Regions from separate parts of the Homo sapiens genome. Here region 1 is linked to region 2. A link is a loop called in an ENCODE intact Hi-C map of the cell type or tissue named here. Cell type or tissue: ovary. All regions are shown on one strand. Links, peaks and the distances in the headings refer to the core of each region. The heading gives the core; the rest is flanking DNA.

Evidence for each region. Peaks named below come from ENCODE experiments on the same cell type or tissue, not always from the same donor. Only the 100,000 strongest peaks of a DNase experiment are listed, where the experiment ranks them.
Region 1: a loop joins it to region 2, with 1.9 times the contacts of the local background. A loop is called at or near these places in 2 of 110 quality-filtered maps.

What each region holds. Positions count from the first base shown.
Region 1 is chr1:22,332,458-22,348,874 of GRCh38, reverse strand. No RefSeq gene overlaps it. Among named protein-coding and RNA genes, the nearest start is that of MIR4418, 74 kb to the right of the region's middle. In ovary, for the core only: no CTCF peak of the experiment used is centred there; DNase peaks (open chromatin) are centred at 6,573 and 9,451.
Region 2 is chr1:22,276,260-22,292,676 of GRCh38, reverse strand. No RefSeq gene overlaps it. Among named protein-coding and RNA genes, the nearest start is that of MIR4418, 18 kb to the right of the region's middle. RefSeq lists enhancers at 52-551, 5,532-6,031. In ovary, for the core only: no CTCF peak of the experiment used is centred there; a DNase peak (open chromatin) is centred at 6,767; H3K27ac peaks cover 607 bases.

The DNA of each region.
Region 1 (16,417 bases), core at 4,742-12,741, 55 kb before region 2:
ATCTGGGACGGGAGGGTCTGCTTGATAACGGGAACGGTTTTGTTGATAAAGGAGGAGTTTGGGAGTCAGTCCCTTGGGAGCAAAGGGCTGGGGTCATCCTGTCTCTTTTGCTGTGGTTTGGGGTGACAGAGGAAAGGAGGGAGGTATTGAAAGCATTCTGCCACCCTGAGTCTTTTGCCAAGGACCAACCCGACTTTATGCCACCTGGGACTCTGTCCCTAACACCACGTCTGCAGTCCCTGTGCACAGGAGAGGAGCTGAGTCAACACTGGTGAGAGAACAAATATTTGTTGAACGGACCAATGTTTGTTGAATGTTCCAAAGTTTGCTGATGGAACGAATGTTTGTTAGGAGAACACTATTGTTCTTGGAAAAGCCGCTGCTGATTCACAGGCTACTTCCCTTCTCCAAAGTTCCTGGTAAGCTCATGGCCCACCTCAGCAGAGCCACAAAGGGGACCACAACAGCCTCCTCCTGGCCGCATCAGGCGGCTTCAGGAGGGTGGGCTGGTCGTCTGTCTTCTCTGAGATTCCAGGATGCAGCCCATTTCCCTCTTCCCGCTGTGTTCGAGAAATGTCGGTTAAATGAATAAATGCCTTGGTTTTAGATCCCTGCTCGACTCACCGCTACTGCTCAGTGAGGCATAGGGTAGGTTGCTTAACCTCCCTAAACCTCCACTCTCAAATACAAAATGAACAGACTGGCCTCTCTGTGGCTATCCATCTTTTTTTCTTTAAAGTCGAATTTTTTTCTTCAAACAAATTCCACTCCAAAGTGCTGCCTCCCCTCCCTCCATGGAACCTCTAGGGTTCTGTGGTACCTAGTTTGAGGGCCCCTGGAATTGTTTGTGTCTAAAATCCACACTAACCCAGGGGCACCATGGCTGGACTCAGCACCATGGATTTCCCCCAAACATAGATGATCATTCAAGAAAATGTGAAGAAAGGGACGTTTAAATCAGGGAGGAGAACTGTGAATTAGATAGAAACACTGTATCGATATTAAATATCCTGGATTGTGAAATTATATATTCTAGATTATATAAGAGAAGATCTTCATTCTTAGAAAATACTCACTTAAGTAGGAAGGCAAACAGTAGCATCACACGGCCTACTTTCAAATGGTTCAGAAAAAGGGAATATATATACATAGAATGAGAAAGCAAATACAGCAAAATGTCCGAAATGCTGAATATGGACAAAAGATACCCAGGAATTCTTTGTACTATTCTCTTGCAACTCTTCTGTAGGTTCGAATGATCTCAAAATAAGAAGCTTTAAAAATAATTCATCTTTTTTTGAACTACTTGGTAAAAAAAAATGTAAAACTTTAAATATTTCTCATTTTAAAATAATAAAAACGAAAGAAGAGACTCTAAGGCCAGGGAGCGTCTGTCTGAGTATCTACAGGCCCAATCAGGTTAGTCCTTTCTGAAGGCGGAAGGGAGTAGGCGGCAGGGAACTCTTCTTCTTCTTTTTTTTTTTTTTTGAAATGGAGTCTCGCTCTGTTGCCCAGGCTGGAGTGCAGTGGCGCAATCTTGGCTCACTGCAACCTCCTCCTCTGGGTTCATGCCATTCTCCTGTCTCAGCCTCCCGAGTAACTGAGACCACAGGTGCCCACCACCACACCCGGCTAATTTTTTTTTTTTTGTATTTTTAATAGAGACGGGGTTTCACTGTATTAGCCAGGACGGTCTCGATCTCTTGACCTCATGATCCACCCGCCTCAGCTTCCCAAAGTGCTGGGATTACAGGCGTGAGCCACCGCTCCCGGCCTCTTCTTCTTCTCCTTCTCCTTCTTTCTTCTTCTTCTTCTTCTTTTTTCTTTTTTTTTTTAAGATAAGGTCTTGCTCTGTTTCCCAGGCTGGAGTGCACTGGTATGATCATGGCTTACTGTAGATTTGACATTCCCAGGCTCGAGTGATCCAGAACCCTCCTCTTAAGTAAACTCACTGGCCAGAAGTTTGGCTGCACAAAAGCTGGGGCTTGGCTGCCTCTTGCAGAAGCCGAAGTGGCCCAAGTTTTCAATGTGCTACCAGGTCCCACTGGGAGAATTTTGCTGATGAATATGACCTCTGGGGCTGCTTGATTTTCTAGCCTTGTTTCCTGGGACAAAAGAGGAGGAGGAGAGGAAGGGAGGGAGAGGAGGGGGAGGAAGAAGAGGAAGAAGACAAAGGTGGTGAAGGTCTAGAAGAGATAGGAAAGAGATGCTTAGGGAGGAGACAGGAAGGAGGAGGGGTCATGGAGAAGGATGGAGTTCAGGGCAGCTGCAGCAGCAGAAGCTGGGTAGCCACTCGATGAGGGTGTTGTTGAGAAGATTCAAGAGATGCTTTTGAGGCTCCCTCCAGCCTTGAAAGAGAAAAATTCAAGGACTGAAAGAGGCAAGAATGTTCCTGGTATGTGGACGTGTATGTAGGTGCGCATGCACACGCACACGCACACGCACGCACACACACAGCCCCGTCCCTTCTGCTCCCATGGCAAGAATATGGCTCTTGACATTTATTACAAGTGAACAAATATGTGGGTTGGTGTACATCAGGGCTGAGCAGCCCACCTGGCTGAGGGACTCGTGAGAGGCACTCACCTGCGATCCTGAAATCCAAGAAGCTCCAAAGGCCGTGTTTTCTATTAACTCATAAGTCTGGTAAAACACAACTTGAAATGTCATGAGGCTATTTATGGCCTTTATTTTCCCCCACTTACTGTGAATATTCACACATTTCACTGCAGAAATAGTCACGTTTGCTTACTGAGTGCTGCTCAGGCCCTACAGAGGTTATTATGAAATCTATGGTATATGCACCAAATTCCCCTTCTAAAATCAGACACATTCTGAAGTCTGAAATGTATCTGACCCCAAGGGTTTTAGATAAGGGACTGCGGACTTGTATGAGGGTAAAATTGTAGTTTCCAGAAGAGGGGTGGGGAGAGCAATTTGCAAGGTGCCCGTGTGTGATTGTGTGTGTGTGTGTGTGTGTGTGATTGCATGTGTGGGTACGTGTGTGTGTGTAAAGTCTTGATTTGGGTGCCAATGTTGATCTCTGCAACCAAGCATCAAGATGTTGGCTTTGGGTCTTACAGAAGAATGGGATTCATTCATCCATTCATTTTGGAGACATTAGTATGGTCGGTTGAAAAGAGCAAAGCTCACCTTATACATAAAGTGAATTATAGGCACAAACAAAGAAAGTGGGGAGCAGGCAGAGGGCTAGAGTTAACCACCAATCCCCACTCACTAGGACATAGTGAGGCCAAGTCCTGTCCCAGGTCCCCTGCTTGACCCCTCCTGGCTCTATGCCTCTGACTTGCCTTTTCTACTTCTTTGTTCCCAGCTAGACTATGCTCCACCACACTCACCTGGCACATTTCAAGGCCCATAGCGATGCAGCGAAGCTGGATGGAGCTGGTGTACCAGGGGTGGACGGAACGGATGCACCAGGGGTGGATGGAGCTGGTGCACCAGGGGTGGACAGAGGAGACGCACTAGGGGCGGATGGAGCTGATGCACCAGGGGTGGACGGAGCTTGTGCACCAGGGGTGGACGGAGCTGATGCACCAGTGTTGGATGGAGCTGGTGTACCGGGGGTGGATGGAGCTGATGCACCAGCGTTGGACAGAGCTGATGTACCAGGGGTGGATGGAGCTGATGCACCAGCAGTGGATGGAGCTGATGCTCCAGGGGTGGATGGAGCTGGTGCACCAGGGGTAGACAGAGCTGATGCACCAGGGGTAGACAGAGCTGATGCACCAGCGTTGGATGGAGCTGATTCAGCAGGGGTGGACATAGCTGATGCACCAGTGGTGGATGGCGCTGATGCACCAGGTGTTGATGGAGCTGATGCCCCAGGGGGTGGATGGAGCTGATGCACCTGGGGTGGACGACGCTGATGCTCCTGGGGTGGATGGAGCTGATGCACCAGGGGTGGATGGAGCTAATGCACCAGGGGTGGATGGAGCTGATGCACCAGGGACGGACGGAACTGATACGCCAACTGATGCACATAGCTGTGGTTAAGGAAGATGTTAGCATTTGGGAAAGCGGCGTGAAGGGTATGTGGGAACTCTCTGTAGTATCTTTGCAATTTTTCTAGAAATCTAAAATTATTCCAAAGTAAAAAGGTTATTTTTTTTAAACCTTGTCTTGATTCCACACCCCTCCCACTTCTTTTTGCTTCTTATTTATCAAAACTTCCCCCAAAGAACTGTCTGAACTCATTGTCTCCGGTTCCTCTTCTCTCAGTCTTCTGCAAGCCCACACTCCAGTCATGTTTTCACTGTCGATATGTCCCCCAAAACTGCTCCTGTCCAGGTCTCCAGTGGCCTCCATGCTGCTAAATCCAACGGCCCATCCTCAGGGCTCCACTTTCTTGGCTTCTCAGCAGGATTGCTGATCAACTCCTTAAAACACTTCCTCGACTTGGCTTTGAGATGCTGCTGTCTCTTGGCTCTCCTTGTATCTCACTGAGTCTCCTGTTTCATCTTCCTGCATTTGCTTTCTCTCTCCAGCCTCCGCATGAGGCATAGAGCCCCAGTCTTTGGACGATCTGCACTCGATCGCCAGCTAACCTTATCCAGCTCCGTGACTTTGTATACCAACTGCAGCCTGGCTGCTTCCAAGTCCAAGTCCGCAGCCCCTGGATCACCCGGGAGCAGCCTCTGCTGCCTACTCATCGTCTCCGCTTAGAGGCACAAGAGGCTTTTTGCACTGAACCCATCCAAACCCAGCCCTCAAATCCTCACCATCTTTCCCATGACAGTCAACGGCGACTCTCTCTTTCCAGTCGCTCTGGCCAGAAACCTTGAATTCATCTTTGACCTCTATTTCTCACACATCCAGTCGATCAGCAAATCTAACACATCCAAAATCTGACCACATCTCCCTGCTCCACTGCAGCCGCCCCATCCAGGCGCCGTCGCCTCTCGCCTGAATGAGTTCCCTCACCTCCGCCTCGGTCGCCCATCACCTCCTCCCGGGGCTCTCTGCTCTGCCCTCTCCCCACCCCCACCTGCTTTAGTCTGTTCTCAAAACAGCAGCCAGAGGCCCCCTTGCAGATGCGTCAGCTCAAGTCATCTTCACCCCTAGTGACTTCCCCTGGCATTCACATGGAGAGTCAAAGTCCTTACAATGGCCATCAAGGTCCCCTGGGACCTGACCTTACCCCCTAACCCACTTCCCCTTGCCCACTCTGCTGCAGCCACAGATGTGCCAAGGACATTCCTGCCTCGGGGCCTTTGCACATGCTGTTCCCCCGCCCCCTCACTTTCCTCGAGTTTCTGCTCAGAGGTCCCCCTCCCAGTGAGGGCTTTGCTGACCACCTTTCATAACGGAGTCAAACCCTGATTCTTTCCCCACAGTTCGGGCTTCCGCAGCGCTCATTCTGTGATGCGCTGGCTGCTTGCTCTGTAAGCTGATTGTCTGTCTCTCTGACTAGATGTGGAGTCGAGGAGACAGAAATTTGATTTTGTTTCCCACTAGATCCTGACAGCCTATAATAGGGCTTGGTGGCAGAGAGATTTTTTTTTAAATCAACTTTCATGACTTAAACTGGGAAAATAATCCCTTGCTAGGCTGAATGCTGCCTGAAACATTCTCTCCCAGTTCTGGAAGGCCTTTCCCGTGGCAGCCAGGGCTGTGGCCACCTGGCCAGCAGGGCTTTGAGCCCCATCGTCTCCCTGTCCACCCTGTGGGAATCTCCCAACAGGTGTGCACGGCCACTCACCCATGTGCCTGCGGCCTGAGTGTGTGTGGACACCGGGGGACGTGAGAGTGTGTGGAGCATGCGGGTGCCTGCAAGGCCCAGGTGTCCCGAGGGCTGCTGGCTAAGTGACTTGTCTTCCCTCAAAGGTTCACTGTGACCTCCTAGGGTGAAAGTGGGACTGGGGTGGGGACCCCTGGAGTGGGAGTCCAGGAGGTTCCCCCCTTCTCCCTCCTCCTCTCTCCCACCCATGCAGCCCTCCCACTGGCTGGCTGCAAACTCTGGCTGGGTCAGGTGTGGAGGGAGGGGGGTCTGAGCACCAGGAGGGGCCCAGGCCAGGGGGAGCTGTAGGACCTGTCAGCTGAAGCAAGGCTGCTGCCTCCTGGTCCCCTCCTCTAAATGATGGGCTGGACCCCTGTCCCTCGTCCCCAGCCGAGGCCACCTGTCAGGTGTGTGTCCCTCTCTCTGTCCACTCCCTCTGGCTCCACTTCGTTTCTGTCACTCCGCGTTTCCCCTGCTGGCTTCTTACCTTTCTTCTGGTCTCTGTTTCTGCTTTTCTCTTTGTCTCTGAGTCTGTCTCCCTTTCTCTGTCTCCTTATCTCTGTGTCCCCTCTGTGGGACTCTCTCTCTCTCGTACCTCTGTTTCCTGCCTCTTTTCTCCCTCTGCCTCTGTGTCTCTCACTCTCTCTCCTTTCCTCTCCTCCTTCAGCCTTGCTCCCTGCTCATCTCTGCTCGTTCCTCCGCCCTGCTTGCCTGCCTGCTCAGCCTGCCTTCACTGCCTCCCTCTCTCCCCACCGGCCTCCCCATCGTCTCTTCCTCGCCCGGCCTCGTCTGTCTCCCGTCACCCTGTCTGTCTCTCCCTCTGCTTTCCGGGAAGGCAGCGTGATTTATGAGCTGCGGACAGGGCCAGCTGCGGGTGCGGGAGGCCCTGATTACAGTTTCCCGGAGGAAGCTGCCTGCTCGGGGATGGCAGGGTGACAGCGTTTACACAGAGCAGCCTGGGCTCGGAGCGCGGCTGTCAGCCTGAGACGGATGGAGTGCTGGAGAAGGCCCATTACTTCATTCACACCTCTGCGGGCAAACAATAAAACACTTACACACGGCCTTGACACAGGGCGGGTGGGCCTCCCCCTAGATCATTCCCAGCCTGGCCCAGGGGCTGGGCCTCTCTGTTGGGAAAGAGTGTGGGCAGGGGGACAGTGGTGGTCCCGGGGGAGGCCCATCAGGCCCAAGCCCCAGAGAAAGCCCCGGAGCTGGCTCTGAGCCCAGGCTTTGGTACTGCCAGCCACTTCCCGCCGGGCCTCAGTTTCCTCATCTGTGAAATGGGGTGTAATGCTCACACTGGAGAAACAAGAGAAAAGAGTGCCACACAAAGTAAAGTGTTATTATCAATATGAACTAAGAGTCATATTCAGATCACCATCTTGGGTGGAAAGGGAAGTGCTCGGGATTCTAAACCTGGCCTGCGAAAGAAGGTATCCAAGGGCGTGGGCTATGACCCAAGGCTGCCATTGGACAGGCAGAAAACTGTGAGGTTGGCAAAGTCACCCCCTTTCTGCCTGTTTTCTGGGGACCACTTCACCAAGGCATGCAATTCTGGAATCTCCATTCACATGGAGGTGAAAATGACTACGAACAGCTGGGTGGGTGGGGTGGCTCACACCTGTAACCCCAGCACTTTGAGAGGCCAAGGAGGGTGGATCACCTGAGGTCAGGAGTTCAAGACCAGCCTGGACAACATGGTGAAACCTCGTCTCTACTAAAAATACAAAACATTAGCCTGGCATGGTGGTGTGTGCCTGAAATCCCAGATACTCGGGAGACTGAGGCAGGAGAATCACTAGAACCCGGGAAGGGGGCAGTGAGCCGAGATCACACCATTGCACTCCAGCCTAGGTAATGAGTGAAACTCCGCCTCAAAAAACAAAAACAAAAACAGCCATCATGTGCAGCATCACTTCCTTCCCCAGCCATAATAACACCCGTGGGAAGTTGCATTTCACCCGGGAACACAGCTTTCAATTCAGGGAATGCTGCCCCAGTGGCAGAATTTCAGGCACCATCAGGATACAGAGAAAGGACTGAGACTGGGCTGAGGCTGATTTCACTGACTTGTAACTGACCCTGCATTTCTAGAAAATGAAACTAGAGTGGAAACATCAGTCATGGCACACTCACGGGCCATGGGACATGAACCACAAGTGCCACCCCCATTTGTCATACCCCTTCCATGTGCCAGGCACAGTCCATGCCCTTTCTACCCCTTGCCTCATTGGGACCCTGCAAAGTGGGTATTGTGTCCACATTGCACAGCTGAGGAAACCGAGGCTCAGAGAGATTAAGCAGCTGGCTCAGGCAGCTTGTACACAATGCAACTCAGGTTGGAATCCAGCTCTGAAGCTGTGTTCCTCCCCCAGACATGGGAGAGCCATGGGTGGGCTCTGGAGCCACAGCGCCTGGGTCCCAAGTGCTGGCTTCTTGACTTTCCAGCTGTGTGACTTTGGGCAAGTAGCTCAACCTCTCCTGGGCTCAGCTGCCTCATCCAGACACTGGGGAGAATGATGCTGAGGATCTTCAAGGATGGTCGTGAGGATGAACTGGGATGATGCATGAGAAGTGCTGGGAACAGCGCTTGGTACACATAACATGCATCCAGTCAATTCCAGGCCAGAGCCTCTATCCACGTCCACAGGCCACAGACCAGCCCCTGCTTCCTGCCCCTCCTTGCCCATCCCTGCCTCTCAGCCACACTGTTCATCGCTGGTGTCAATTTAACACAGATCCTCTCAGGGGCAAGGCAGGAGGCTGAGGCTACACATGATAGCTGTTAACACAAGGGGTTGATCACAGGTTACTTAACTCAGGGAATAAAATCCACCCCCTACCCCAACAAAAGCCTGCACAACCTGCCTGGGGAAGCAGCCTGAGGGGAGCAGAAGCCAGCAGGCCAGTGTGTTCCTCTGTTTCTTTCTTTATGCTGAACCCAACCAGTTGGTGTCATCACACGCCGGCTTGTGGTCAAGAGGTGAGAGGCCTGGGTTTGATTTAGGTTTTGCTGGTTACCGGGTTTGCAGAGTAGCCAATTCCCCTCTTTTCTTGGAGCCTCAGTCTCCCCATCTGCAAAATAGAACTGATGTTGCCTACAGCGAAGGGTGGGTGTAAGGATTAAATGAGTATGGTCATTAATCTAATGAGTATTTATTGAGCATTCACCGTGTGCCAGGCTTTGTTCCAGACACTGGGGACATGTGACAAACCAGACAATGTCTGTTCTCACACTGTGGTGCTCACAGTGTGGTGGGGGGTTTCAGGTTGTGGGAAGGGCTAAGGAGAAGACAAATCAACAAGGTGTGATGTAGGGGGCTGGGGAGGACATCTGTGGCCAGGGTGAGCGGGTGTGGGGAGCAGGCTCTCTGCCGAGCCACTTCTCTTTTCCTACCTAAATTGTGAAGGTCCCATTCCCCCAGGGTGAGCAGGCCCCCTCCTCCAGCGCTGCTTTCTGGGGATCCCCTGACTCCATGCTCACAGGGGTTCTGACCAGACCTTTGAGCAAAGAGGCCATGGGGAAGGCAGTCTCCATCAGGGTCTTCTGAGGACTAAAGCGCCCCTTTTCCCAGTGCAGCCTGGCCCAGCCCCCAGTGTCCCGTGGCTCCCGCCCCCGCCCTGCCCTGCTGCTGGCTACCGATGGGAGGCTGCTGGAGAAGGCATCCTCCATTCCAGCTGGGGTCACGGGGCAGAGTTCACACAGAGGCTGCCGCAGATAGGATGGCCGTGAGCCCAAGGGCAGCGGGTATTGCAGCAAATGTGGTGAGGCCTCAGCCCTGTGGGTGACTGGGCAGGGCAGCCTGATGTCCCGGGTGAGGGTGTCAGGCACAGCCAGTGCCACCGCCGCTGAGGCTGTCTCGCCTTCAGCGTGAGGACTCCAGCTGGGGGGTAGCTGGCCACCAGCATGTCTCACACCCCAAGGAGCCTTCCTGGAGCCGCTGGGGTGAATTTACAGGACATGGTCCGCACCCTCTGGGATCCCCCATTTGAATGGAACCTGGAGCCCAGGCCCAGAAATGACCCTCTGACTTAAACTGCCCAAACGAGACTTCTCTGGACTCCAGGGTTGGGGCCAGAGCTGGTACTGGAGTTGGGGCCAGAACTAGGGCCAGAGCAGCTTTGCTGTTCTATCCTAAACTGAGAGCTTACAGAATATGAGCTGGGAGCTGCTGAGCAGAAGCAAAAAGGGGGAAATTCTTACCTCTGTTAGGCTCAGTCAGAGGAGGCTTCCTGGAGGAGGGGGTATTCTTAGGATGTTAAAATATGGTTATGACAGTAACATTTACTGAGAGTACTGTGGACCCCTATGCACACTGCATCTCATTCATTCCATGAAAACTCACCAGGGAAGGGCCTCCAGAGTCTTTGATTAGAGATGGGGACCCTGAAGCTCAGTGAGGGGCAGGGACCATTCCAAGCATTCATGGTGGGTACAGGAGGGAGCTGAGTTCCAGACCCAGGCGTGCCAGTCCCAAGAACCCATGTGCATAACCACCGTACCGCGGGTGTCCTGAGTTTAGGCAGCAGCATGAGAGACAGAGGGCTCGGGACCCAAACGCCGTCCTAGCTGGAAGAAACCTCCTATTTGCCCACATCACAGATGAGAAAGTGGAAGGCGAAGTGTCCCCCCATTCAGCTCTGTCCCCTGTGAGCTCTGAGGCACCCTGGCTCCTGAGAGTCACATGAGCGAGGAGGATAGTGGCCTGAACCATCATCTCCTGAACACCTGCTATGTCCTGAGAATTCACCATGCGTGGTCTTATCACACACACACCTGCAGAGATGTCAGCGACCCATCCATTCACCAAGGCTTCCATTAATTAATTTTTGTGTTTTTAAATAGAGATGACATCACCCAGACTGGAGTGTAGTGGCATGATCTCAGCTCACTGTGGCCTCGAACTCTTGGGCTCACCTCAAACTCTTGGGCTCAAGTGATCCTCCCACCTCAACCTCCAGGGTAGCTGGGACTATAGGTGCACATCACCACCCAGCTAATTTTTTTTCTTTGGGTAGAGATGAGGTCTCACTACACTGTCCAGGCTGATCTCAAACTCCTGGCCTCAAGTGATCCTCCTCCTGGGCTTCCCAAAGCACTAGGAGGATGGGCATGAGCCACCCTGCCCGGCCACTTTAATGAATCTTTTTTGAACATCAAGTATGCTTTCACAATTGTACTAAACACAGGGCCAGGGGTTGAGGATAACAAATGTCAGGAAATATAAGACACAACTCTTGCCTTCAAGGGGTCTGTGATCCTCAGATAGTGGAAACATGGGCTGGGAGAGTTACAACAGAAGGTGAGTTTTGTTCTTTTAAGGGTCTTATAAGTACGATCTGCAAATGCTACAGGAACCTGGAAGGGGTTGAGGACCAGTGACCAGGGGGCTTTCCAGAAGGAGGGTGCTCAAAAAGCCCTGTGGAAGTTGCCAGCCCCTTTCCACACACAGACACCTGGTCACTCCTGACTGCTGGTTATGTGTGGAGTATCCAGGTGCATGTGCTCATGGTACCCTGCATCTGCCTGGAATGCTTTATCCTTGGTCTACCTGAAAACACCCTCCCCTCCTTCAAGGACATCCTTGATGGTCCCCTCTCTATGGCTTTCCCATAGAGATGGACGGATGGATAGGTGAATGAGTGAATGAGTGATTGAGTGGATGGATGGATGGATGGATGGATGGATGGATGGATGGATGGATGGGTGATTGAGTGGATGGATGGATGAATGGATAGGTGATTGACTGGATGGGTGATTGAGTGGATGGAGGGATGAATGGATAGGTGATTGAGTGGATGGATGGATGAATGGATAGGTGATTGAGTGGAGGAGTGATTGAGTGGATGGATGCATAATGGATAGGTGATTGATTGGATGGGTGATTGAGTGGATGGATGGATGAACGGGTGAATGGATAGGTGATTGAGTGGATGAGTGATTGAGTGGATGGATGGATGGATGGATGGATGGATGGATGGGTGATTGAGTGGATGGATGGATGAATGGATAGGTGATTGACTGGATGGGTGATTGAGTGGATGGATGGATGAATGGATAGGTGATTGACTGAATGGGTGATTGAGTGGATGGAGGGATGAATGGATAGGTGATTGAGTGGATGGGTGATTGAGTGGATGGATGGATGAATGGATAGGTGATTGATTGGATGGGTGATTGAGTGGATGGATGGGTGGATGGATGGATGGATGGATGGATGGATGGATGGATGGATAGGTGAATGAGTGGATGAGTGATTGAGTGGATGGATGGATGAATGGATAGGTGATTGAATAGATGGGTGATTGAGTAGATGGATGGATGAATAGATAGGTGATTGAGTGGATGGGTGATTGAGTGGATGGGTGGATGAATGGATGGGTGATTGAGTGGATGAGTGATTGAGTGGATGGATGGATGGATGGATGGATGGATGGATGGATGGATGGATGGGTGATTGAGTGGATGGATGGATGAATGGATAGGTGATTGACTGGACGGGTGATTGAGTGGATGGATGGGTGGATGGATGGATAGGTGAATGAGTGGATGAGTGATTGAGTGGATGGATGGATGGATGGATGGATGGATGGATGGATGGATGGATGAATGGATAGGTGATTGACTGGATAGGTGATTGAGTGGATGGATGGATGAATGAATAGCTGATTGAATGGATGGGTGATTGAGTGGATGGATGGATGAATGGATAGCTGATTGAATGGATGGGTGATTGAGTAGATGGATGGATGAATGGATAGGTGACTGAGTGGATGGGTGGATGAATGGATGGGTGATTGAGTGGATGAGTGATTGAGTGGATGGATGGATGGATGAATGGATGGAGATTGAATGCGCAGATGGGTAAATGGATAAATGAGTGATTGAGTGGATGGATGGAAGGATGGATGGGTGGTTGAGTGGATGGATAGCCTGGAGGGATGAAAGGGTGGTGGGTGAACAAATCCATCCATCCACTCAACCACTCATCCACCCATCCATCTCCACTTTCCCATCCCTGTCCACTTCCTTTGGCAGAATTAGCAGCTCCAATCTCCGTGGTCTGATCACTATAACTAATATGGACTCTCCCACCTCACTGATCACACAGAAATGTGATCACCTGTTTTTCTCTTCCTTCATAGCCACCATGTAGATGAGGGATCAAGAAGTGATGGCCATCAGGTGTTTCCTTATCACAGAGCCTGGCACCCAGCAGGGCCGCAGCCACACAGGTAGCTCTTGATGTGGCCAGTGGCACTCTGCTTATTCAGCACATGGGTGAGAATGGGAGGAAGAGCACACCTGGGGCAAGGCTGGCCAGGAAGGAGCAGGCATGCAGGGGGTGCATCTAGGAGGCTTGGAGCATTCTGGAGATCTGCAGAAGTGGATGCCCAGTGGAGGAGCTGAGCAGGAGGAGGGAGGAGGGAGGCCATGTCATCCTTCACTGAGATGAATGGTTCCAGCAACAACCCAGACAGGTAAACAGTGGGGCTGGGGCCAGACAGGGCCCCACCACACTCCGCTGGCTCTGCACTGGTGACAACTCCTGTCAAGGCTTGATGGGAGGCTGCTGGCTGCTTCTGCCCCTCTTGCCCTGCTGGGGGATGGGGTTTTACTCAAAGTTGGGGGGCCAGTGGCTACTCTGTTGACTCCAACTGCACGAGAGAGCCCAGGAGGAGAGAAAAGAAGGGTTCTCCTTTCCTCCACCTCCATGGAAATTCAGGAGGATACTGGTCCTGCCAGATGTTCTGTGTTGGTCAATGCCCCCTTCCTCCAGGAAGTCCTCCCTGACCAGTGCTGTTTATCTCTCCTTCTATTCACCACCACTTCACACCCCCGCAGAAACTGATCTCCCATGTGATGGCTCTGGCATCCACTGTCTGTCTCATTCACTCGACACTTGCACTACTGTTTGTACAACTGAAGTCCAGTCTGCCCTCGCTGGCTGTGTGGTCTGGTCTGCTCTAAACTTTGGTTGCTTTACCTAATTCATGGGAATATGAGGTAGATATTCTTTAAGGTGAACTTTGATCCTAGATCTGCCACTTCCTGTTTTGAGCCTCAGCTTTGCACCTGGCAGATGGAGATCACAATACTGAGGTCCGGATGAAGTGAGGCCCTCGTGTGAGGGGCTTGGCCCAGGGCAAAGAAGGCAGGTACTTCCTGAGTGTTAGTGATTGCCTCTTGTGACCAGGTGAGCACAGGGCTCACAGGCTGCCCCTGGACAAGAACTCAGGTGTGAAGATTCCTGCTCTAGTCTCTCTGAGTTGGGATAAGGGATCTGGGAGAGAAAAATGGGGTGTCTGCTACATTCCCTAAAACTCTGTTAACCCAATGACCTGTTCACCTTTTGACGCCCCCCTTCAGTGTTTTTGCACCCACCGAGTATCTGATTTTGTTTGCTCCACTTTTTCTTTGTTGTTTAGCTCCTCAGCTTATAGATATTCATGCTTGATTTGGGGGCGATTAAATAATGATCTCTTAACTACATGGTGTTTTGGTAGGAGATGGGTGTCCCTTTAAAATTTATTAATTTACTTTGGAACACTTCTAGAAAGAACAATCTTTCTAGTTTTTTAGAGTTTAAGATCAAGTCACCAAAAGTAATTTTAGTTAATTAACCTTAAAGTGCATTATTATTTGAGGGAAATTTTCAGTTTTGTTTTTAGTTTCAAGACAATTAAAGAGATGTAAAACCACCCCCAAAGTGGGAGTCACTGTAACAGGCAAAAGGCTCAAATATTCAAGCATTTGTACTGAGGACAAAGGCTGCCTCCTTCCTCCCAGAGGCTGATTTGGGGACCTGAAAGGAGCTGTCAGGACACCCCAAGGAGAATTGAAACTGGGGACCAAAGAGAAGGGTTACTGTGGTCTCCCAGTTGTTCCCTCAAACTTTGCAGGACCGGGCAAATTAGAGTTGGGGGTGAAAACTGTAGGTACAAGGCACTTAGGTGGGGAGAGAGAAGACCAAAATCTGAGCAGAACGGTAGCAGCATCCTTCCATCTCATTCCTCCATCCATCCATCCATCCATCCATCCACCCATCCATCCATCCATCCAGTCAAATTTGTTCACCCACCACCCTGTCATCCCTCTAGTCTAACCATCCACTCAACCACCCACCCATCCATCCATCCATTCATCCAGTCAAGTTTGTTCACCCACCACCCTTTCATCCCTCCAGTCTATCCATCCACTCAACAATCCATCCATCCATCCATCCACCCATCCATCCATCCATCCACTCAATCACTCATTTTTATCCATTTACCCATCTGTCCACTCCGTCACCCATCCATCCATCCATCCATCCATCCACCCATCCAACCATCCATCCACTCAATCACTCATTTTTATCCATTTACCCATCTGTCCACTCCATCACCCATCCATCCATCCATCCATCCGTCCACTCAATCACCCATCCAGTCAATCACCTATCCAATCATCCATCCATCCATCCACTCAATCACCCATCCATCCATCTATCCATTCATCCATCCATCCAATCACTCATCCACCCACCCATACATCCATCCAGTGAATACATTTTTTAAAAGAGAAAAATAGAAGTAACAGTAAGATCCCTGGGGTAGGTAAAAACAGAGAGTTTGAGGATTTGAAAGAGGAACCACATGACTGAAAGTGTTGAGTAAAAAGCAAAGGGAGAGAGAGCTGTTTGAGTACCCGGGCAAGGACTAGGCAGTGCTGGGCCTTATGGGGCTTGAAGTCTGGGTCTGGGGCCTGAGGCCAAGCTGGTAGCAAGGTGGAGGTGACAAGGAAGGCAGAAGCCACAGGAAGCCCAGACCCTGAGGTCTCTGCAGTAGCCTTGCTGCCACCACCAATGACTCAGCAGCCGTGGCAGAGGCAGGAGCTGGGACTAGGAGAAGAGGGTTGGGTTTGGAATCTGCCTGGGTGTGGGTTGGGCTCTGCTTCTAATTGTCTGTATGACCTTTCCAGGCCTCAGTCTCCTCATTGACAAAATGGACATAATCTTTCTATCTCCTGGTTTGCTGGGAGAAGCAAATGAAATAATGGTTGGGAGGTGCACAGGTGAGGTTATGAGAAGCCAAAGAAATCCAGGTACGCCTGAAGCACCGGTGCAGGGAGAGGGTGAAGAATGTGGGCAACTTGCCCAAGTGGCCAACAGGCAGAGGTGGGGTGTGCCCAGGCTCTCGGACTGTCCAGGGGCTCTAGCTGTGGGGTTGGAGGCTTCTGATAGCAAAAGATGGGCAGGCAATTGTGTTCGAAAGGGAAACTCTATACTCAACCCCACTTGCTCAGGGGAATGAGTGGGGAGTTTCATAACAGAATGCTTCAAGAAAGGTTTCCATCTGTCCCTCTGCCCTTGCAGGTGGGAGCCACCACCTATAACTGTGCGACTTGGATCCAGCTAGTAACCTCATCGCAAAGTGAGGGCAGTTGCGTGGCTAGGGGGTGAGGTAGAAAACATCCTTCTCTCCCCCAACCCTAGATTTGTTCCAGAAAAGTATTTAAGGCTGATGTAAGGTACCTGGCACACAGCAAGTGCTCATTCATCCAACAACATTCTCCAGAGGCCCTGAGTGGTCAGCCCTGTGCCCTCCCACCCGCCTTGGCCTGGCAGAGGCCCCGTTGCTACTTTCCCCTGGGACTCAGTAGGCTTTGAGGAAAGTAGGAGCAGAGACTTGGGA
Region 2 (16,417 bases), core at 3,320-11,319:
GAGAAAGGGGTTACAAATACCTCCTTAGAGAAAAGGCCCAGTGAGGCTCAGAAAGATTAAGCGACTTGTCCAAGGTCACACAGCAGAGTGGTGGCAGAGCTCAGGCTGGGATTCAAGCCCAGGCTGCCTCACATCAAAGTCCTGGCTCTAAATGCTTATGGTGCCTTGTCTGTGTCAGCTAGTTGAAAAAAAAAGATTTGAATCAATGGCTGCTGAATCTGGACATTTCTCTAAAAATAAAAATAAAGGTCAGTCCCTGTCACATGAGGGAAAGATGAAAGAGCTGGGTGTGTTCAATTGGAGAAGAAAAGGAGAAAGGTCATGTTCGCTGACTTCAGAGCTCTGAGTGGTTGTTGCAGGGAAGAGCAGGGACACTTTTGCTGGATGGCTCAAAGGCAGAAATGGAGGGGCGGGGGCGAGCTCTGGGAGCCGCGGGAGAACCGTGGACAGACCCCAGCCTGGCCAGCGTCTTTCCCCTTCATGTGGAAGGAGAGACTCGAGCTTGTCCTTGCAGCTGAGCAAATATTTCTACTTCCCCGTTGCAGGCTGCATTCGGCCTCTTCTCCAGCCAGCTCGGCGGGCCTTCAGAGCAGCGGCCTCGGGCCGTGGGGTGGAGGTCAGCTCAGCCACCCTGACCAGATGGGACCAGAGTGATGACTGCCAGGCCCAGGTCAAAGAGCTTTGCTGACATCCTGTCTCCTTCTGAGCCTCACCACCGTGACTGCAAGGGGCTGCAGAGTCCCCCTTTCCAGCCCATTCTCCATGCCACTGCTGAGTTGTCTTTCTAGAACTTAAAGCAGACCAGGTCACTCCCCTTCTCAAACCCTTCCATGGCTCCCTACTGCCCTCAGGATACATTTAACTTGGCCCAAAGGCCCCACATGATGTGGCCCTGCTCACCTCTCAGGCCTTGCCTCCAACTGCTTCCCCTAAAAGTCCCATCCCACCTTTCAGGCCTCTGGAATGATATGCTGTTCCCAAGACACCAGACAATTCCAGGCCTCTGGGCTTACTCTGCCTGAGCTGCCCTTCTCCTGACACTCTCCTATACATCCATCAAGACTCAGTCCAAACATCATCTCCTCTGAGAAGCCTTCCCTGGCTCCCTCCTATGGAGTTGCTTCCCCTTCCTGTACCACATTAAACCCAGGCCTCACAGAAGCTCACATTTGGCTGGGAGCAGTGGCTTGTGCCTGTAATCCAGCACTTCAGGATGCTGAGGTGGAAGGATCGTTTGAGCTCAGGAGTTCAAGATCAGCCTGGGCAACATAGTGAGATCCCGTCTCTATATAAAAATTAAATAATTTAAAAAAAAAACAGAAGCTTACATTTCCTGAGCACTCACTCAGTGCTTCACATGCATGAGCTCACTCAGTCCTCCCTGCTGTTTCAGTTTCTCACCATCCTTATTTCCCAGATGGAGAGACAGGAACAGAGAGGTCGAGCACCTTGTTCTAAGACACACAGCCAATAAATGGCAAAGCCAGGACAGGAACCATTTGTGTCTGACTCCAGAATCGGTGCTCTTTAAGTTTCATTGTTTATGTGTTTAAATAAAGGAAGCCATGCAAATGGTAACAAACAACAAACGCAGGAGCGGCAGGGACAGAAGAGAGGTGAGGGGAGTCGGGGGATGGGGAGGGGAGGGGAGGGGAGGGGAGGTCTCTACTCCCACCCCACACCAGCGACATCAGCCAGAAAACTTTTTTGATGTGTTGAGAAGCTGGGCCCAACAAAGCCCTCAGTTGCCCAAATGCCTGTGTAAAAGGTCCATCTTGCAGGGCAGAACAGAATCTCGCTGCCCAGGGAGCTCAGCACCAGAGCTGGGGCAGCTGCCACCTGCTTCTCCACGTTGGCCACAAGGCCAGACGCCCTGAAATGGCCTGGAGTGAGAACATCAGCAAGGAGTGACTTCTCACAGAAATGTCGAGTGGCTTTTTCGAGCTGGGAATTATCCCACAGAGGAGCGTTGTGCTGGAGGAAGACACCAGCGCCAGGTGGGTCTAGGGGGTCATGCCCAAGAGGGCACCGGGGGGCAGATTCCCAGACATTTCTTAAACAACAAAAAAGACCCTTCTTTTTTCTTATGGAATATTCCGCTGAAACCCACTAGGAAAAGCAAGAGTAACAGTAGTTCTCGTGTGTTGAAGACTCATCACAGGCCAGCACTTTTGAAGCCTTAGGTAGCATACGTTCCTAGAATCGTCACTGCACCATTCTGAGGTCTCTCCATTCTCGTGTTACCGATGAGGAAACTGAGGTACAGAGTGATAAGTGACTTATCCAAGGTCATATAGCTCATGCGTGGTGGAGATGGGATCCAAACCCAGGCAGCGTGGTCCCAGAGGGCATGCCTCTTGAATACTGTGCTAGGTAAAGCCACTCTGGTTAAAATAGGTGTGGGGGTAGGGAAGGGAGTGAGCCCTTGTACTCAACTGCCCCAACGCACTCTCAAATCCTGACAGCCCATGAGGGATCTCTGCAGACACCACAGCTCAGAGGGAGGTAGTTTGGAAGTCATTGTTGTTGGACAGTTTTATGGCATCTCAAACCCACAAAACTCTTCATACCCCGGTTCTTCTCAGACAAATCCTGTGACTTGGTTGGTCCCACCAAGGTCAGCCTTGAGGTCTACAGGGCTCAGGCATAGAGATGACTGTGGGTACCAGGAGGGAGGATGATGGCAGGAAGAGCCCAGGCATGGGAGACAGAGAAGCGTAAGGTTCAAGCCCACCATGGCCTGGAATTAGCCAGGCCTCCCTCATCGTCAGCAGCCAAGTCAGCCCTGGCTGACATAAGCAGAGGGGAATGTACTAGAAGGAGCACAGGGGCTCTCTGAACCAACAGGAGGCTGGAGGAGTAAGCTCAGGAGAGGCAGGTCTCAGGGAGGCTCTGGAAGGACTGGAATGAGGGGAGCAGGGAGCTGCCTGTTGTGGGCACTTCCGGGACCTGAGCCCCCTGCCTGGTGCCTGGCTCCAAGTGGAGCTCCGGGGATAGCTGCTGAATGAATAAATCCACGGGCATCTGATGACAGGAAAAGGCTGATTAAGACATTGCTACAACCACCATAACAACAACAACAAATCCCCAGCCGTTGTTCCTTTTGACCTTGGATCAACGCTCAAGATTCAAAGACTTAGCAGAGCACAGGCAGCTGGTCAAGTGGGAGTGTGCGCTGGATGGGGGTGACGGAGGGGGGCTGTGGCTCCCTCTATTCTCACAGAGGGAGAGGAGCACCTAGAACTACCCCTACCACCACCATCCCCACCGAGATGGCACACAGAAGGCATGGCCATTTGCCCCAAGGAATCCAGAAGTTGGACTCTGGCAACCAATCCAAGAAATGTCTGCTATAACCGCCTACTTCTGTTGGTAGTGATAATCACACTGACATTGGCACGACTATTCATTGGCATGAGGCTATCCCAAGACTGTGCTGAGCGCTTCCCTGTATTGTCTTACCAAGTCTTCATAACAGCCTTACAGTTACTACTCCTATTTTATCAGTGAGGAAATTGAGGCTCAGAGAGACAAAGTCACTTGGCTAAGGTCACAGAGCCAGTGGGTGGTATTCACAGAACCCAGACTGTTGGCCTCTGAACAGGGTCTTCCTGACCATGATCACATGGCTTTCTCCTCTGCTGTGGTGCAGTGTGACCTTTGGCAAGTGAGTCAGACTCTCTGGCCTTCTGTGCTCTGCTCACCAAGCCATGATTGCCCAGAGGGGCATATTTTTCTAATATATACAAAGGTGCCCTAAGGGCCTGCAGTGGTCCCGACTCTGAACCTGAGTTTCTGTCTCTATAATGACCCACTCATTTTCTCCTACAGAGATACGGTGAGAACACAGTAATATAATCTATGCTAAAGCACATAGTAGGCTGACAGTTCAGGGAACCAAACGGGGCATCCACCTGTGTCTCCAGCCCTGACATCATGCACATATCAGGTCCAGAGAACTTAGCTTGCACTCAGGGCCTCCCCTATCAGTGCCTGGGATTTTTCACTCAGCTGTACAGGCTTAGGCAAGTCACTTTCCATCATGGGCCTCAGTTTCCTTATCTGTCACAGGAGGGGGTGGGGGAGGTAATCTCCAAGGGCATGGAAGCACTGACATTGGATTTTAGGCAGTAAAATACCGGTGCTCACCTCCGGAAGGCATTTCATGCAGGCCTCACGGTGTCCTTAGAATGGGCCAAATGAATGCTGTAAATTTCCCCTCCTCCGAGGACCTCTCTCCTTCCACACGCTCCTTCTTGACGGCTCACACTTTCTCTGCTTTCAGAGAGATGTTTTTCAAGCAGCCCACGTGGGGGCCCAAGCAACAGCCACGTGCAGAAGCCCAGCCCCGGCGGTAATCCCGGGCGGAAAGCAAGCGGGAAGAAACATGCAGGATGAAGGTGCCAGGGAAGAGGTCTTGTCCCTGATTTCCCAGTGGCCAGTGTGGGGTGGAGGCCAAGGACCGGGCCTGCGGGAAGTCCAGTGGGTCCTCTGAGAGGGCATCACTGGGACTATTCATAGCCCAGGATCCTCACTGGAATCTGGCAGGCAGGGACAGGCACCAGCAGGAATGTTGCCTGTTTGTGGCACAAACGCAAGCTAAGTTGTTTACGCTGTTCTTCCTTCCACTGCCTCACTTAGCCTGAGACCAAATGCCAACCATCCTGGAGCCTGAATAGATGTCCAAGACCCAGAATATGGTCTGTGTGCTGCATATAATAAAATGAGAACTGGATTTGGAGTGAAGGATATAACCATGGGATTTGGCAAGACACTGAATAGGGTTGCTGTGTGTGGTTGTTAAGGTCATGCACTGAACAAATACACCTGGGTGATGAAGTGAATGGGGCTAAAATCTACCCTGTGCTCTGCTCACTAAGCCATTATTGCCCAGAGGGGCATAGTTTTCGAATATGCACAAAGGTGCCATATGACCCACCCATTTTCTCCTGCAGAGAGATGGTAAGGACATAGTAATATAACCTATGTTAAAGAACCTAATGGTTATTTGCAATGAATTACCATTATTTATACAAAGTCTTGTTCCACAAAGGTTTAAAGGCAGCTTATGAAATTATATATGGTTAAATAGAAAATATGATTAGATACAATATTATACATTGATTGAATGAGGGAAGGCAAAAATGAGGCATATGCACCAGTACTTCCCTTCGTGTGCCCATGGCAGACATCACTAATGGATAAATCCATCATGCACCTTGTTCACGTTCTGAAAGTCAGTTTTCACCCTGGCACAAAGGAAATGAGGAAATCGGTAAAGGGCTGTATCTTCATGCTGCACAGTAGGTCAATAAATGAAAATTATATTCTGGGGCCTGTGGCAAGGGGAAGGGGAGGTGACCTGGATCAGGAAGTCCCACACTGTCATGTGTCATAGTTTTAGCCTTGAGCTTCATCATGGGCAAAACAAAGATGTAAACACTCAGGCAAGCATGCACACACACAGACACAATCAGTGTCCAAAATATAAAATTATACCAATTTCTCAGACTTCATGCAAATTGCCTACACTGAATTCTCGGCGAATTTTTCCTGGGGTTCCTCATAATGGGGTCATGTGATGAATCAGAAAACACCCTCAACAGCAGCCCTAGAAGAAGCACATTGGCAGATTTTCATTGGTGACTCCTTATAGTGAAAACCCTGGGTAGAAAACTTAATCAGAGCCCAGTGAGAGCTCTGTAAACCCTTTCCCCCATGACACCCAGCTTGTGGGAAGGGAGCTGGAAGAAATAGAAGCCCAAAGCTCTACTAAGTCTCTGGTATTGGGGAGTAGGCCTTCAAATGGACCCCAAGCCCTTTTCTATGAATGAGGAAACCAAGACCCTGGGAGGTTAGGGAGGGGCTCCAGGTCCCCAGCTCCAAGCCCAGGAGTATTTCCCCTCTACTTCACCACGCCCCCTGGAGGGTGCTCACCCCTGAGCAGCACTTCCTGGTCCAGCTCAACCCACCAGCAGGGTTGACCCACCAGCCTCCAAACCCCACGGCCAGACCCCCAGGCAACACCAACTGAGGGCCCCCTCACTGGAGAGCAAGGCTGTGGGCTACATTGTCCCCAAGGAACCCCTCTGGGGGAGCACAATCTACAGGTGGTCCTGGGGCCCCCCAGGGGAGGTGGCATTTGAGTAGACCTTCAAGGACAGGCCCCTCCTGCCCCACAGCTTGGCAGAACAGACAGATCAGGCGGACCACAGTTCAAATCCCAGCCCTGCTGCTCCCGGGCTGTGTCCTTGGGAAAGTTATCTCACCACCTCTAAGCCTTAGCTTCCTCGTCTGTAAAGTCAGAACCGCTCCTAGGGCAGGCAAGAGGGCTGCGTGAGACCAAAAACTTCACTAACTGAGCAGTTTATTACTCACACTATTATCACGACCGACGATAACTCACTCACGGCGTAGACAGAGCACTGGCCAGGAGTTGGACAGATCTGAGTGTGGATCCTGGCTCTGATACAACTGGCTGAGTACCTTTCTAAGCCTCAGTTCCCCCATCTGTTAAATGGGAGGCAGGACTATTCCAAAGGTCAGTGGCCTGTGAGGGTGCAGTTCCAGTTTTGGCCCCTCAGATGCTGGAAGCACAAGGGAACCGGGACTTGGGCTAGAGGGAGGCAGGGCCCGAGAGGCCCTGAGGCCTGGAGCTCACCAGCAGCTCCCCTCTGGGGCCTGGGCCGGGGGAATGTGTAGGAGGGAGGTCCAGGGAGGGGGGCCCTGGAGCCAAGAGGAACAGCCCTGGCGGCGGGCAGCGGTGCGGTGACCCAGGAGGGAGGGAGAGCTTGGCTCCGAGCTCATCACTCAGCGAGCTGTCTCCCCCCGGGCCGGGAACCCCGGCGGCCTGTCCTCCCCACTTCCTGCGCGCTGGGTCAATATTGTGATTTCCACTGTGCAGCCCGCCTGGGACGGCCTGGCCCTGCGCGCCGCCCAGGGTCACGGGGCTGCGGGGAGACAGGGGTATGGAGAGGTCACCCGCTGCCTGGAAGATGACTCAGGACCTGTAGGCTGCAAGGCGGCGCGGCCAGGAGCCAGGAGCCCCAGTGCAGCCCCACCTCCAAATGCACAGAAATGGCGCCGGAACAAGGCCTGTGAACTCTCCCATCCAAACCGAGGGATCAACCAAGGCCCGGAGAGGGCGGGGACTTGCCCAAGGTCACACCGTGAGTCTGTAGCTGAAGGAGGCCCTGAATCCCATCTCCTGACCTCAGATCCTCACCAAACCTCCATATTCTACCTTCCCTGCCCAAGTACCTACCTTCCTCTTCATCAGCATCCGGAACGGACATCTTCCTACACCTCCGCGGGAGCACAAGGAGAGAGGACAGGCTGACCCTGACCAAGGAGGGCTGGTGTGGAGGCTTCTCCAGGAGTGAGGGGTGGTCAGGAGGACACAGTTCAGGACACCCACACACTGGGAGTTATGAGGATGGAGGATGCGAGGCACCAGCCCTGACGATCCGGAACCTGTGGCTTCATTTTTCCCAGTGAGTGCCTCTTGTCAAGGCTGAGTGCAGACTTAGCCTCCTCCCTGGAGCACCCACCGCACCCCTGCTCTCCTCCAGACCGCCTCCTCCATGCGGTGCTCTTCTTACACCACACACCTGCCTCCCCTAGTGAATCAGGAGCTCCTGGGGGAAGGGGCCCAGGCGATCTCACTTCCAGATCCCAGGCCCAGCCCAGGGTGAGGCCATCCTGGGCCCTGTTAGCACTGCTGAGTGAGGGAAGGGAGGAGTCCTGTCTTCCCACATCACTGTCAACGCCACAGGGGCAGAAACTCCTGCCCTCCCAGTGTCACCTCTCCTGGAGACTCTTTTTATTCTTCACTTGGTTACCTCCTGCTCTTCCTTTAGGTCTCTGCTTAACTGTCACCTCCTCCTGGAAACCCTTCCAGACCACTCTGCCAAAACTACATTAGCTGGCCCTGCTCTGAGTCCATTATACTTCCCTAAAAGTGCTCTTACCCCAGGGGAATATAATGGCTTCTTAAATGTTCTTCCCCTCTAGGCTGAACTAGGGCTGAAGTCCCTATCTCTGAGTGAGATGAGACTCACTATTGTGTTTCTAGCTCGGGGTCTGGTGCAGAGTCAGTGCTAGATGGATGGATGGATGAATGGATGGATGGATGGATGGATAGATGGGCCTGGTGCAGAATCAGTGCTGGATGGATGGATGGATGGATGGATGCATGCATGCATGCATGGATGAATGGATGGATGGATAGATGGGTGGGTGGATGGATGGATGGATGGATGGATGGATGGATGGATAGATATATGGATGGATGGATGGATAGATGGGTGAGTGGGTGGATGGCTGGCTGGCTGGCTGGATGGATGGATGGATGGATGGATGGTTGGATGGATGGATTCCTCCCAGAGCCAGGCCCATAGTAGGGATTCAGGAGATGCTGGCAGATGGAGATGATGGTTGTGATGATAGTGGTATCTGGGGTGGATATCTCTTGCTCTTTTCTGCCCAGCATCCCTCTTACCCCAACCTTAATTTACTATCAGCCACCTGGTCCCCTGTGGGAAACTGTTCTTCCTTCCTTACATAAGTCTGTCAATTACTGAACCCCAATGCCTCATCCACATGACCCAGACTTGGTCAATGATTGTCCCCCACTTCCTTGGCTGCAGTGATTGCCCCGCAGGCACATGGCCCAAACAAGGTCAGTCAGTTCTTCCTTGGAACTGACATATGGATCTTAGAAGAAAACAGCTCTCTGGTTTTAGACTGGGGTTCCCAAGCTGGGCTGATGGTAGCCAAGTTCTCCACCTCACAGAAGGGAGAGAATGAGGCCAGCCCCACAGGGAAGCAGAGACAGCAAGGGTGAATGACAGACAGAGATAATCCTGTTGGCCCTGAGCTGTGATTCCAGCCCCCTAGCCCTACTCCTCAGGGCAATTCCCCAGGCCAGCAAGTCCCCTTTTTTGCTCAAGATGATGTGATGTGGCTTCTCTCAGCTGCAATGGGAAGGATTCTGAATAACAGTAAACCAAAGAGAAAACAGTGAGAGGAGCAGGGTGAGTCCAAGTGGAGACACAGATGTTGAGCAGCAATTGACCAGCAGACTCAAGGAGATGAAGGAATCTCCTGCTAAGGGCATGGCCAGAGACTCTCCAGCCCCACTGTGGGCAGAGCCAAAGGACAAAGGCTGTGGGGCAGAAGGAAGGACCTAGGGTGGGGTTGGAGCACCTTTGCTGCAAATGACTGAAACCTCACTGAAACTGGCAGGAAGGGGAGTTTATCAGTTCACATATCTAAAATGTCCATGGTTTTTAGCTTCAGGCATGGCTGGATCCAAGTACTCAACTGCAGTTGTCAGGAGCTGTCTCTCTCCAGGCCTCCAACCTGTTTTCCTCTGTGTTGGATCCACTCTCAGGTAGGCTTTCTCCAAATGATGGCAACTTTAGGCTTCCATCCTAACAGCAAACCCAACTGAAAGGACACCTCCTTCTCCGTTGTTGCAGCGAAATCCCAGAACTTAATCTGATTTGCCTTGATTTGATCACTTACTCACCCCCAAACAAACCCTGAGACAAGACGAGAGGAATGTGGTGCTCTCATTGGCCAGGCTTGGGCCACAGGTGCACTCAAGGTAAACCCCACCCAACTCACAACTTGAGAGTGGGGAGGGGGCCTCTCTAAGGGTGCTGCCATCAGAAGCAGGAGCATGGGCTGGGCAGGCAGGATTAAAGTTGGCTACAATCCGTGGGAAGAGGTCTTTGGCTGGAAGTTGCTCCCCACAGGAATGAAGGCCCGAGGGAGAGGAAAGGAGCTCTTTGGGGAAAAGATAACATTCCCTTTGGCTGGGATGGTCTTCGGGGGAGGGCGGAAGTGCCCCTGAAGGCAAAAGGATGGATGAGAGGAGCTCTCGGTTACTCCCAGCTCTGGAAGTCTCTAGTTTGCAGCTGTGACGCCAATGGTCTGAAGCCAGACACATTCCTGGACTTAGCCAAAAAAGGCCGAGATGAGATTCAAAGATGTAGGAACACCTCTGATGTCCGCATCTGCATGCTCCAAACTCATGTGTGCACCAATCCTGCAGCCCTGCAGAGAAAATTGCAGCCTGACCTGCCCAAATTGCCCAAGTTCTGCAGTTTGCAGGAGAGAGAACTGATGGCTTCCAGGTTGTCAGAGGGCAGCAACGTCCAGGGCCGCTCTGGAGTGGTCACTGAGCCCGCCCTGGGAGGAGACTGCAGCTGCGGAGCTCAGAAACCCTTGCTTTGTGCTTGGAGAAAAAGAGGGAAATGCCCTCTTGGCTCTTCAAGGCTGCCAGGCCCCCGCCCCATACTTCACAGTGACAACCCAGCCTCATACCCATGTTCCCCAGCCTGGCTTCCCTCGGCCAGGCACTTCCCCTTAACTCCCTGCTTCAACTCCTCCTGTCATCTGGAAAGCCGAGGATGGATGTGCCATCTGGGGAGCTACACACATCTTCATGGATGAGGCACATGTTACTCTGAGAGTCTATGTCCTCAGCTGTGTGATGGAGGGGAAACCTTCCTGGCCAACCCCTCAGGCATGCTAAGACCATCACATGGCCCGCGGCTATGACCATGTCTTGGGAAATTAGAAAGCCTCTGTCACAGGGCACTTCATAGTGACCCCCTGCATGGATATGGGGGGTGGGGGTGGGCGCAGGTTCTGAATCCTCCAGTGTGCTGTCCCTTGGAGCTGGGGTTTGGGGAGAGGATGAGTCTGTCTGGTCTGGAGGCAGGAGGATGGAGGATGGCATGAGGAAGTCTCAAAATCCTTTCAAGCCTTCAGTGGCTTCGCCCAGCCTGGAGATGGTGTGGTCAGACTTCCCTAAATTCCCACCAGACAGGAGCGCAGCCCCTTTGTCATCTCTCCAGCATGTGCTGAGCATGTAATGTGAGCTCTGAAGTCACATATGGAGGGAGCCTTCCCCAAGGCTCCCCACCAGTGACACTTCCTCTTGCCTTCCCATTCAATCCGCCACCGGTCCTGTGATGCTCCTCCACAGTCCCTCCAGAATCCACCCACCTCTCACCACATCTGCCGCTACTGCCCTAGTCCAAGCCACCCTCTCTCCCAGCCAACTTCTCAGTCTCCTCACTGGCCTGTCTGCGTCCACTACCCTGGCACCCTTTCTTCATATGGTAGACAAAACACAACAGCCCAGCAACAAAACACAACAGCCCAGATATTTAGGGCCATCACCCGTCTAATGGTATCCCATTACTCTTAGAAAAATAGAAAAATATCCACACTCAGCCAAGGAGAAAAGATGATCAAATGTTTCTTTTTTCTTTTCTTTTCTTTTTTTTTTTTTTTTTGAGATGGAGTCTCGCTTTGTTGCCCAGGCTGGAGTACAGTTGTGAAATCACAGCTCACTGCAACCTCCGCCTCCCTGGTTCTAGTGATTCTCCTGCCTCAGCCTCCCAAGTAGCTGGGAGTACAGGCGCCTACCACCACCCCCAGTTAATTTTTTAATATTTTTAGTAGAGACGAGGTTTCCCCATGTTGGCCAGGCTGGTCTCAAACTCCTGACCTCAAGTGATCCACCTGCCTCGGCCTCCTAAAGTGCTGAGATTACAGGTGTGAGCCACCGCATCAGGCCCAATGTTTCTTTTCAAATTGTAGTAAAATATATGTAACTTAAAATTTACCATCTTAACCATCTTTAAGTGCACAGTTTACTAGTGTGAAGCACATTCACATGGTTGTGCTTCCACCTCCAGAACTTTTTCATCTTCCCATACTCATCTCTGTCGTTAAACAATAACTCCCAGTTTCCTCTCCTCCCCAGCTCCTGGCAGCCACCATCCTACTTTCTGCCTCTATGAATCTGACTCCCTTAAGTGCCTCATATAACTGGAATCATACCATATTTGTCATTTTGTGCCTGGCTTATTTCACTGGATATAATGTCCCCAAAGTTCATCCATGTTGCAGCATGTGTTAGAATTTTCTTCTTCTTCAGGGCTGAATAATATTCCACTGTACGGAGATACCACATTGTGCATATCCATTCATCCATCAGTGGACGCCTGGGGTGCCTTCACCTTTTGGCTATTGTGAATAGTGCTGCTATGAACATAGGTGTGCAACTATCTCTTCAAGACCCTGTTTTCAGCTGGGCACAGCGGCTCACACCTGTAGTCCCAACACTTTGGGAGGCTGAAGCGGGCAGATCTCTTGAGGTCAGGAGTTCAAGACAAGCCTGGCCAACATGGTGAAACCTCGTCTCTTAAAAAAAAAAAAAAAATTAGCCAGGCGTGGTGGCAGCCAGCTATAATCCCAGCTACTCAGAAGGCTGAGGTAGGAGAACTGCTTGAACCCAGGAGGCACAAGTTGCCATGAACCGAGATCACACCACTGCACTCCAGCCTGGGTGACAGAGCGAGACTCCATCTCAAAACAAACAAACAAACAAAAAACCTGTTTTCATTTCTTTGGGGTACACACCTAGAAGTGAAATTGCTGCATCATATGGTAATTCTGTTTGATTTTTTTGAGGAACCACCATACTGTATTCTACAGTGGTTGCACCATTTCACATTCCCAGCACAAATGGAATGTCCACAAAGCTTCCAGTTTCTCCACATCCCTGCCAACACTAGCTATTTTCTGTTTTTTTGATAGTAGCCATCTTAATGGTATGAAATGGGATCCGATGTTTCTTTCTTGCTTTTTTTTCTTTCTTCCCTTCTTCCTTTCTTTCTTTCTTTTTTTTCTTTCTTCCCTTCTTCCTTTCTTTCTTTCTTTCTTTTTTTTTTTTTTTTTGAGACAGGGTTACACTCTGTCACTCACTCAGGCTAGAGTGCAATGATGCAATCTTGACTCACTGCAGCCTCCACCCCCCAGGCTCAGGTGATCCTCTCACCTCAGCCTCCCGAGTAGCTGGGACTACAGGCACACGCCTTCACACCTAGCTAATTTTTGCATTTTTAAAAATAGAGATAGGGCCTTGCCATGTTGTCCAGGATGGTCACGAACTCTGGGGCTCAAACAATCTGCCCATCTCGGCCTCCCAAAGTGCTGGGATTACAGATATGAGCCACTGCGCCTGGCCCCGATGTTTCTTAATGGGGGAAATTACAGTATTGTGTGGGACTTCTGGGTATTGCAGAACATTTGTCATCCCTCCCAGCACCAAATGCCAGTAGTTTGTCCCCCAGTCCCTGTGACAACTAGAAAATATTCACTGGGGAGGGTGGTGCCTCCCTGACTGAGAGCCATCCACCCTGCCCACCTCCCCTTTCTCACCTCATACAACTCTCCCCTTGTTCACCACCCCAGCCACGCTGGACTTCTTTCCATCCCTTGGTCACTCCCACCTCAGTCCCACCTCAGGGCCTTTGCACTTGCCATTCCCTCAGCCTTGCCTGCTCTTCTAGATCCTCACACGATGGAGCTTTCTAGATCCTCACAAGATGGAGCTCATCCTTCAGGTCTCAGCTCAAACAGCACCTCATCAGGGAGCCCTTCTCTGATCACCCCATCTAAAGCATCTTTCTCTCTCTCACATGGCAGTGTTTTATTGTTCCTTCTTGATATCTGAAATTATTTTCTGAAACCAAGGTGACCTTTTAGAAAAAAATAAAAATAGGCTGGTGTGGTGGCTCACACCTGTAATCCCAGTACTTTGGGAGGCTGAGGCAGGCAGATTCCTGGAGCCTAGGAGTTTAAGACCAGCCTGGGCAACAGAAGGAGACCCCATCTGTACAAAAAAATTAGCCAGGCATGGTGGAATGCACCTGTAGTCCTACATACTTGAGAGGCTGAGGTGGGAGGATCACCTGAGGCTGGAAAGTCGAGGCTGCAGAGAGCTGTGATCACACCACTGCCCTCCAGCCTGGGTGACAGAGCGAGACTCTGTCTCAAAAAAAAAAAAAAAAAGGAAAGAAAGAAAAATAAAAGTAATAAAAATAAAAATGGAATTACCTTATTTACTGTTAGTGTATTCACTATCTCTCCATCAAGAGTACAAGCTCCTTGAGAGTAGAATTTGTCTGTCTCCCTCTCATTGGCTCATTGATAACCCGAACACCTGGAGCAGAGCCTGGCACATAACAGGTGCTCAATACATGTTTGTTGACTGAATGAATGATCAGTCAAATTCAATGTTAGAGCTGAAAGGGACATCACCCATTCTTGCCGTTACTCCATTTTACAGAGGGGGATCACAAGGCCCAGAAAAGAGAAGGGACTTCCCCAAGTTCACTCAAGGTCTAAGACAGGGCCAGTACCTGGTTTTTGTGACCCCGGCCTGGTGCTCTTTCCTCTACGTCTCACACCTGGAGGGTTTCTGCACTGGGCAGAATGAAAATCAGTATCTTTACAGGGCAGTGAGAGTGAGAGGGGCATGTGGAACTGAGGCTGCCTGCCACCTGCAGAGGTTCATGGGCACCAACTGCACACAAAGCTGATCAGCAGCTAGTGGGCAGAGTGGCCCTCCCCGTGGAATGACCCTCCATCCATCCTCTTTCTCTTGCTCCTTCCTCTCTCTCTTTTATCTCTCCATCCTGAGCGAGTCCAGTCGAATGAACTCTACGATCACTGTGTCTGCCTTCTCCCGAAAATGGCCACGGGAACCCGTAAATATCCCCCCTCCCAGATCTGCTCCAATTCCAGTCCATTTGGAGAAACTAACTTTGGCCCCCTTGATCCACAAAGCTCTCGGTCAGTGTTAACCTGACATGGGCTGGAAGGTACTTCTCCAGGGAGGCAGTTTTGCCTAGAATCAGGCTGACCCGGGTTCAAATCCCAGTTCGGCCCCTTGCAAGTCAGAGCCAAGTCACCCGTTCCTGATTCAGGGGTTTCCTTGTGTGCAGGGTGAGGCCGCCTTCCCAGGGGCGTGGTGAAGAATGATTTGAGATGATCGTGCATGTGCAGGACTCGGGACCATCCGCTGCTGTTTGTGTCCAGCAGCTGAGAGGCCTGCTAAGCACCATCCTCCTCTCCCGTCTTGCCCATGCTTTCCCAGGAAGCTCCTCCCATGTTCATTTCCAGAGGATCAGGAAAGACTCAATGGCCAGTGCATCTAGAAAAACAGGATAAGTGCAATAATAACTAATACGACCCCATTTTTGGAGCGTTTATGATGTAAAGATGCCATCCTGAGCCTTCTGCAATTGACAACAGATGCAATGCCCACAGCCACCCTGGAAGCAGGTGTGATTTCTATCCCCATTTAACAGATGAGGAAACTGAGGCAAAGAAAGGCATATAGAATTGCCTGGATCACATGGTTCAGAAGCAGCTGGGCCTGGCAGCCTGGAGCCAGGAAGAAGGTGCACACAAAGGCCATGGAGCACCAGAGGGTGCCCAGCCCAGCCAGGAAAGTGGGACAGGCTTTGCTCCCAGGGCCTGAAGGGGAAGCTGGTGAAGGAGAAACACTCTGCTGTAGTGTCACCTTCTCAGGGAGGCCCCTGCGCTAACCACCCCACCTAAACCAGCACCCCTTTGCCCCAGCCTCCCCCACCGGCCTCTGCTTTGCTTACTGTTCTCGTAGGGCACAAAATTACCAGGCTGGAGCAATGGACAGAGATCAATCAGGAAGACCCAGGAAGGCTGGGTCAAGGGTTTGGACCTTACCCTTTTTACCCTTGACTACCTGGGAAGAGGGGGAAGGATCATGGGAGGCAGCCCCTACAACACACACACACACACACACACACACACACACACACACACACACACCCTCACCCCAAACAAGGCTTAGCCAGTCATCCGCAGGAGCATGCTTCAATTCTTCATTTGAACATGGATCCACCTCCCTGAGCATGGATCCATGGCTGAACCCTAGAGAGTTAGGTGAAGGTGAGTGAGCAGACAGACCACTCTTGGGGTGTCCACAGTCCTCCAGGAGACGTGACACATGAACCCACGTATACAACGGCCTTCCATAGACAAAGTGGCAAAGCACCGTGGGGTCCCAGAAGAGGAATTAAATTTCTCATCCACTGTTGAGACCAGATCGTGCATACCTCTATGCCTCTCCTACACAGTCCTGCTACTTGGAATGCCAACCACTCAAACAGCAAATATTTATTGAGCTTCTGTTACATACTAGGCACTTGAGAAACCATGACATTTATGGTTCCTGCTTGCACAGAGCCCTGGTATATCAAGGAAACTCCTGTACATCCCTCAAAACCCTACTATAATGTCCTCTCTTCTCTGTGAAGCCTCCTGATGCCTCCAAGCAGCACTGCTTCTTTTCCAGTGCTCTCCTAGCATCCTAGGACTTCATTTGTAGAGGAGGGAGACAGGGAATGACTGGCCACTGAAAACTCACCATGCCCCAGGCTCCGTACTAGGTACATCACAGGCAATATCCTTCCTCAGGCTCTTAGCAACTCTGCAAGGGAGCAAATAGTCCTCCTTTTTGCAGACAGAAAATGGGCTCAGAGAGGCTGTCTCTTGCTCAAGGTCA